2 separate regions of the Homo sapiens genome follow, and region 2 is linked to region 1. A link is an interaction called in ENCODE POLR2A ChIA-PET data of the cell type or tissue named here. Cell type or tissue: OCI-LY7. All regions are shown on one strand. Region 1 overlaps ST3GAL2 (ST3 beta-galactoside alpha-2,3-sialyltransferase 2). Region 2 overlaps COG4 (component of oligomeric golgi complex 4).

Region 1 (4,000 bases):
TTCCACAAGGTGTGGTCCACGTGAGACAGGAATGTGCTTGTAAACAGTCATAACAGAAAAAAAAAGACCAACAGGTTTGTGTTTAAACCTGGTTCACCTGTTACGTAAGATGCATACTAAAAAGGGGAGCTTTGGTTTTTACTTGTCTTGTATTTTGCACAAATTGAAAGGAAGTGGAAGCCTTCTTGGCTTATTATAGCCACAGAGAAGGTTTCCAGACAGGAGCTACAGCAATGTCCCCTCTGTCCAGACAGCAGCAGGAGAGAGGGGACATTGCACATCACCAGAAAGATAGCAAGGGCAGACCGTCAGAACTTGGGGCATTTCTCTTGGCCTTGGAGTGGAAGGGCAGACAGGGTCTTAAAGCGGCAGACAGGAATAGGGTGGTAGTGGGTGGCAGGACAGAGGCTTCCATCCGGCCCAGGGCCTGAGGGAAGGCTTGAACTTCCTATCTTACTTTCACCATCTTATAGGAAGGAGGGCAGAACAGCCAAGTGAAGTGGAAGCTGCGGAAGGCTGTTCTTTATAAGTTGTTTCTTTAAAAAATTATAAAAGGCCAGGCCTGGTGTCATCTGCCTGTAGTTATGGCTACTCAGGAGGCTGAGGCAGGAGGGTTGCTTGAGTTCAGGAGATTGAGACCAGCCTGGACAACGCAGTGAGACCCCTATCTCTACAAAACAGAAAACAAAACAGGCGTGGTGATGCAGACCTGTGGTCCCAGCTACTCGGGAGGCTGAAGCTGGAGGATTGATTGAACCCAGGAGGTCGAGGCTGCAGTGAGCCATGATGGTGCCACTGCACTCCAGCCTGGGTGACAGAGTGAGACTTAAAAGACAAACAGGGCCGAGCGTGGTGGCTCACGCCTGTAATCCCAGCACTTTGGGAGACTGAGGTGGGCGGATCACGAGGTCAGGAGATCCAGACTATCCTGGCTAACACGGTGAAACCCTGTCTCTACTAAAAATGCAAACAATTAGCCGGGCGTGATGGCGGGCGCCTGTAGTCCCAGCTACTTGGGAGGCTGAGGCAGGAGAATGGCGTGAACCCAGGAGGCGGAGCTTCCAGTGAGCCGAGATTGTGACACTGCACTCCAGCCTGGGCGACAGAGCAAGACTCCGTCTCAAAAAACAAACAAACAAACAAAAAACCCAAACAAACAAAATGGCTGGGCTCGGTGGCTCACGCCTGTAATCCCAGCACTTTGGGAGGCCGAGGCCGGCGCATCACGAGGTCAGTAGATGGAGACCATCCTGGCTATCAGGGTGAAACCCCGTCTCTACTGAAAATACAAAAAATTAGCTGGACGTAGCGGCTAACGCCTGTAATCCCAGCTACTTGGGAGGCTGAGGCAGGAGAATCCCTTGAACCCAGGAGGTGGAGGTTGCAGTGAGGTGAGATTGCACCACTGGACTCCAGCCTGGGCGACAGGGCGATCCGTCTCAACCAAAAACTTAGCTGGGAATGCTGGCACATGTTGTAGTCCCGTCTACTGAGGAAGCTGAGGCAGGAGAATCGCTTGAACCTGGGAGGCGGAGGCGGGGATTGCAGTGAGCCGAGATAGCACCACTGCACTCCAGCCTGGGTGACAGAGTGAGACCTTGTCTCAAAACTAATAATAATTAAAAGTAAATAAATAAAAATGTATACAGTAAAAATGAGTTAAGCCCCCAATGTTAGTAACCTTTTTTTTTTTTTTTTTTTTTTTTTTTTTTTTTTTTTTTTTTGTAGAGATGGGGTTTCACCGTGGTCTCGATCTCCTGACCTCGTGATCCGCCCACCTCGGCCTCCCAAAGTGCTGGGATTACAGGTGTGAGCCACCGCGCCCGGCCAACCTTTTTTTTTTTTTTTTTTGGAGACAAGAGTCTTGTTCTGTCACCCAGGCTGGAGTGCGGTGGTGCGATGTCGGCTCACTGCAATCTCTGCCTCCAGGTTCAAACACATCACCTGCCTCAGTCTCCCAGGTTGCTGGGATTACAGGTACATGCCACCACGCCCAGCTAATTTTATATTTGTTTTTTTTTTTTTAGTAAAGATGGGGTTTTGCCATGTTGGCTAAGGCTGGTCTCGAACTCCTGACCTCAAAGCAGTCCATCCACCTTGGCCTCCCAAAGTGCCTGGATTACATGTGTGAGCCACCACACCTGGCCTGTTTGATTGATTCTGGTGTTACTATTGTAAATAATTCTGCAGTGAATATCCTCATACACATCTTTGCACACCTTTGTAACCATTTTTATAGGGCAGATTTCTAGCAATGGAATTGCTAGGTTGGAGTATACACCCGTTTGCATTTTTGATGGATGGCTTCGAACTGTCCTCTAAGAATCTTGTATCAGTTTCCATGGCAGTTGATTCTCATGTCACCCTCTTGTCCCTGCAGGATGAATCAGGCGCCAACCGTGGGCTTTGAGCAGGATGTTGGCAGCCGAACCACCCACCATTTCATGTACCCTGAGAGTGCCAAGAACCTGCCCGCCAACGTCAGCTTCGTGCTGGTGCCCTTCAAGGTCCTGGACCTTCTGTGGATCGCCAGCGCCTTGTCCACGGGGCAGATCCGATTGTGAGCTTCTTGCTGGCCTGGGTAGAATATGGGTGACAGGACCATCTTGGGCAGAGTCTTCTAGGGGCCAGATTGTAGGATTCCTTTCATTGAACATTTTGGCCAAGAGGGGCTGGTGAGAAGGGAGGGCCTAAGTTGGTGGGTGAGCTGAAGGCACAGCTTGCTCTGTGTCACCTCCTGTGTGGTGACACAGCATATTGATGGTGGAAAGATGAGGAAGGATCTGTTTTTTTGTTTGTTTTTTTTTTTTTTTGGAGACAGAATTTCGCTCTTGTTGCCCAGGCCGGGGTGCAATGGCGCGATCTTGGCTCACTGCAACATCCGCCTCCCGGGTTCAAGCGATTCTCTTGCCTCAGCCTCCTGAGTAGCTGGGATTATAGGGATGCACCACCACGCCCGGCTAATTTTGTATTTTAGTAGAGACAGGTTTCTTCATGTTGGTCAGGCTGATCTGGAACTCCTGACCTCAGATGATCCAGCTACCTCGGGCTCCCAAAGTGCTGGGATTATAGGTGTGAGCCACCGCACCCGGCCAGACCATCTGGTTTTGGTCTCCTTTCTGGGTGATGGCTCCTGACTGAGGGAGCTCTGCCTTCTGAGGACTTTCTTTGGGGGTAGTTGTCCCATCATAGCCGGGAACCATGGGAAATCTAGTTCACCAAGTATATTTTTTAACAGCTTTATCAAGATATGATTCATATCCCATACATCTCACCTATTTAATGTGTATAATCCAGTAACTTCTTATATATTCAGAGTTGTATAACCATGACTACAATTAATTTTAATTTTTTTTAATTTTATTTTTTTTTGAGATGGAGTCTCACTCTCTTACCCAGGTTGGAGTGCAGTGGCGCAATCTTGGCTCACTGAAACCTCTACCTCCCGAGTTTAAGAGATTCTCGTGCCTCAGCCTCCCGAGTAGCTGGGATTACAGGCACATGTCACCATGCCTGGCTAATTTTTGTATTTTTAGTAGAGACGGTGTTTTGCCATGCTGGCCAGGCTGGTCTCAAACTCCTGACATCAAGTGATCCACCTGCCTCAGGCTCCCATCGTGTTGAGATTACAGGCATGAGCCACCACATCCGGCCCACAATTAATTTCTTTTGAAACGGAGTCTCATTCCGTTGCCCAGACTGGAGTGCAGTGGCAGAATCTCAGCTCACTGTAACCTCCGCCTCCCAGGTTCAAGTGATTATCCTGCCTCGGCCTTCTGAGTAGCTGGGATCACAGGCATGTGTCACCACAGACCTGGCTAATTTTTGTATTTTTAGTAGAGATGGGGTTTCGCTATGTTGGCCAGGCTGGTCTCAAACTTCTGAGCTCAGATGATCTGCTCACCTTGGCCTCCCGAAGTGCTGGGATTATACGGCATGAGCCACCACACCCGGCCCCACAATTAATTTTAAAACATTTTCATGGCCGGGCACTGCGGCT
Region 2 (4,000 bases), 110 kb before region 1:
ACCTGTTCTCAACTCCTACATGGTACTGCGTTCACTAAGCCGCACAGCTTTGTTGGGAGTGCAGTGGTGATGGCTAAAAGCCTCATGAACAGTAGAGATTGGCCAGTCTCCCCTGTATGTTCTTGTCACATCAGTGTCCTTGACGGGGTGCTGGTTACTTTCATACCCTGGCTCCTCAGGTCTCCTACAGTGGTCTTAAGGACTGGTTATTCCCCCTAAAAGAGCACCTTGTGCTGCTGGGTCAGAGTGGTGAAGACTGGCCCTTCTGTCCTGGTGGCCAAGTTGAGCACTGTCAATTCCTCTATGCAATCCTGCCCCCCAGGGATGTTCTGTGTAATAAGCTGCGGATGGGCTTTCCTGCCACCACCTTCCAGGACATCCAGCGCGGGGTGACAAGTGCCGTGAACATCATGCACAGCAGCCTCCAGCAAGGCAAATTTGACACAAAAGGCATCGAGAGTACTGACGAGGCGAAGATGTCCTTCCTGGTAGGTACCCCACAGCTCACGAGCTGGGTTGGTTTATCTCGAGAGGTTACGCTATCACTGCTAAGCCACAGTATAATTGGCCTCTAGCTAGAGACTTTTCCTCCAGTGTCTATATAGAAGGAAAATTCCTCCTTTAAGGGAATTTCCTCCCAGAAGGTTCTGAAACTATTTCTTACTCAGGGACATATTCTGAGTCACCTGAGCCACGATAGAGGCTGGGCTGTCCAGCTGTCACCTAGAATTCATTCCCCAGAGCACTGGCCAGCTGCTCAGGAGCCCACTGAGTGCCAAGCTTGGCTTGCATCTGCCACAGAACCAGCTCTACCATCTGTGCCAGACCACCAGACTGCTTCTCTGAGGAGAGGCCCGCAGCATGGGCAGGCGCCAGTCCTTCGGGCCTGCCATCACTGCTCTGCTAGTACATGTCTTAGGCTTTCAACTTCCTCTGGAAAGGAGGCTTTATTAAAGCCCTTTGCTACCCAGAATGACAGATGTGATAAAGCAGCAAGCCTTCCATTGTGTGACAGCTTGGAAAGGAGGAGCACAGAAGGATGAAAGGATTTGTACAAAGCAACAACCAGTTTGTGATGAGCCAGAAAGACCACAGATGAATCCTAAGCTCAAGATCAGGCCTCTCTGGCACACGCTGTCTTAGCACGCATGGGAGTAGCACAGTCCGAGGTCCATTCTGCTCCATCCCCCACATTGGCCGCACCCTGAGTCTTGACTCCTGAGGCTCAGAGCCTGAAAGAAACATCTAGTAGCATCTGTAGCCCACAAGTGGGGTTGGACGCAAAAATGTTCACATGCATTTTTGGGTCACAGGGTCCTTCCTTAGCTTTTATCAGATTCTTTTTTTTTTTTTTTTGAGATGGAGTCTTGCTCTTGTTCCCCAGGCTGGAGTGCAATGGCATGACCTTGGCTCACTGCAACCTCCGCCTCACAGGTTCAAGCGATTCTCCTGCTTTAGCCTCCCGAGTAGCTGGGATTACAGGCATGCGCCACCATACCTGGCTAATTTTTTTTTTTTTTTTTTTAGTAAAGACTGGGTTTTGCCATGTTGGCCAGGCTGGTCTCGAACTTCTGACCTCAAGTGATCCACCCGTCTTGGCCTCCCAAAGTGTTGGGATTACAGGCATGAGCTACCGTGCCTGGTTATCATATTCTTAAAAGGATCTGTGACCCCCAAAAGAGTTCAGAGCTGTTACTTGCAGAGAGAGAAGCCTAAACTTGCTAATATCTACCAAGCCCTGTGCAGAGGAACCCATAGTAACTAGTTATGAGACAGATCCAATGTGAAAGCTGTTTAGGCAGCCCCACTCTCTTCCTGTCATAGAAAATATTTGCCCTGTGTATGGTTTCTGTCAATCTAGGATATCATGGTTGCTGCCAAAAAAAGATCAGATCCAAAAAACTGTTGCCTGTGAAAGTTGTTACCTTTGGAGAACTTTGCCAAAATGCCCAGCAACCAGCATCACATCATGAACCAACTTAAATTTTTATTTTGTTTGTGATTTTTTTTACAGAACTTACTTTCATTTCTGTGCTCAGAAATAATCATTGGCTGCTTGCTGCCTACCACATCAAAGCTAGATGTCTTTGTTTAAGCCTCCTAACTCTAACCCATACCACCTTTCCAGTTCCGTTTTCCACCACTTGACTACATGTCTCCAAAACCGGCCAGTGCATATTCGCTCTGTGAGGACCTCCCATTAACACAGTTTCATTGTTTGAGGCCCCAGAAGATAAGACCAAAAAGAGAGGCGATGCTAAATGCTTGGTGACAGGTTTCTGGTTTTCCTGACACCAAGTATTTAAAATGTCATCACTCCCATTGCAGGGCCTATTTTTTATGTCACCTTGATTCATTTGGCTGTCTAGATGAATTCTCCAAATTTACTGACATCATGCACTGTGGGCAGGGAATAAACCCAGTGAATCCACGCTTACTAGGGCTGTCAGTACAGGGGAAACTTTGAAATCAATACCATTTGAACTCAAATCCAGAAGTCCTCATGACAGTTATTCTTGGTGCTCTTAAATGCCTTGGAAACACTTATGGCCTTCATCCTTCAGCTGTCAGGACAGGACAGTTATTTGGAAACTTGTGACATTAGAGGCCTCATGTTGTGGCATATTAAAGAAAGACCTTTAGGCTTATCTGTCCACAATCAGAGTGGCCTAAGCAGCACTGTCAGCATCATGACTTTCAGCACTGGCTGCAGGACACCGACAAGGGAAGCACTCTGGGCAAGATGAGAGGGACTTCCTAATCACAGCCCCTGGGGTTCTGAGATCCTCCTTTTACCCTGAAATCCTGAAGCTCCTGACTCATGTCTCGAAGACTGGCTCCTCCTTACCTCACCCCTGCCTTCCTCATCATGCCACCAGCAGACCAGTTTACAGGCAGTGGGATCCCCAGGCCCTCTATTTCCTCCCTCCCACGGCCTCTAGATGAGTATTCCTGAACCACAGCTGTGCTCATGTGGCATTCACCTGCTTTAAAAATCCTCAGTGCCAGCCCACTGTCCACAGGTCACAGGGCTAACTCTGCAGCAGAGCACCCAAGTCCCCGTCAGTCTCTGCCCCTCGCAGCTCTACCTCCTGCCACTTCCCTGCACGTGTCTGTGAACTGACTCTGCTATTTCTCAAATACCTTTTTGGGTTTTGTGCCATTCTGCACTTGCTTATATTATCCCCTTTCCAGAATATGTTCATTCACTCTCTTACTCATTGCACAAATATTTATTGAGAAACTTCTAAATATCAGGCACTGTTCTGGGTTCTAGAGCTACACTGCCCAACATGGTAGTCACCAGCCACAGGTGGCTATTGAAATTTACATTTAAATTAAAAATCCACTTCCTGAGTTGTACTAGCTATGCTTCAGGTGCTCAATAGCCACACATGGCTGAGGGCTACCATACCAGACAGTGCAGTTAGAATATTTCCATCAAGCAGAAAGGTAGACAGTGCTGTATAGAGACGCAGTGGTGAAGAAAACAGGCTAGATCCATGCAGACAAGAAATAGATAAACCAGAGAATGTCAGGAAATCCTAAGGACCATTAAGAAAATATCAAATAGGACAGTGAGCTGGAGAGAGGCTGCTGGGGGTGGAGAAATGTTCTCACCTTCATCTCCTGTCAGAATTATGTTCTACCCTTTTATGTTCAGCTCAGCTACCAACCCTGTCATGGAACCTTCCTTGAATGCCTTACACCGAAACAGTTTGTTCTTTCCTCTGAATGGCCAGAGCAATTAGTGCCTTAATAATTTTGCCCCATGCTACTTTTTTTTTTGGAGATGGAGTTTCGTTCTTGTTGCCCCAGCTGGGGTGCAATGGCGCGATCTTGGCTCACTGCAACCTCCGCCTCATAGGTTCAAGCGATTCTCCTGCCTCAGCCCCCCAAGTAGCTGGGATTACAGGCACCTGCCACCACACCCGACTAATTTTTGTATTTTTAGTAGAGACGGGGTTTTGCCATGTTGGCCAGGATGGTCTCGAACTCC

The links. Peaks named below come from ENCODE experiments on the same cell type or tissue, not always from the same donor. Only the 100,000 strongest peaks of a DNase experiment are listed, where the experiment ranks them.
Region 2: POLR2A ChIA-PET joins it to region 1 with 6 read pairs; 12 of 35 experiments call an interaction of 5 or more read pairs at or near these places.

The regions. Positions count from the first base shown.
Region 1 is chr16:70,386,927-70,390,926 of GRCh38, reverse strand. It overlaps ST3GAL2 (ST3 beta-galactoside alpha-2,3-sialyltransferase 2), which reads left to right. Exons shown (of 7, transcript NM_006927.4): 4 at 2,381-2,560. Among named protein-coding and RNA genes, the nearest start is that of DDX19A, 42 kb to the right of the region's middle. RefSeq lists an enhancer at 3,005-3,689. In OCI-LY7, no CTCF peak of the experiment used is centred here; no DNase peak of the experiment used is centred here.
Region 2 is chr16:70,492,754-70,496,753 of GRCh38, reverse strand. COG4 (component of oligomeric golgi complex 4) reads left to right here. Exons shown (of 19, transcript NM_015386.3): 12 at 323-488. Among named protein-coding and RNA genes, the nearest start is that of COG4, 29 kb to the left of the region's middle. In OCI-LY7, no CTCF peak of the experiment used is centred here; a DNase peak (open chromatin) is centred at 2,133; H3K4me3 peaks cover 826 bases; H3K27ac peaks cover 1,237 bases.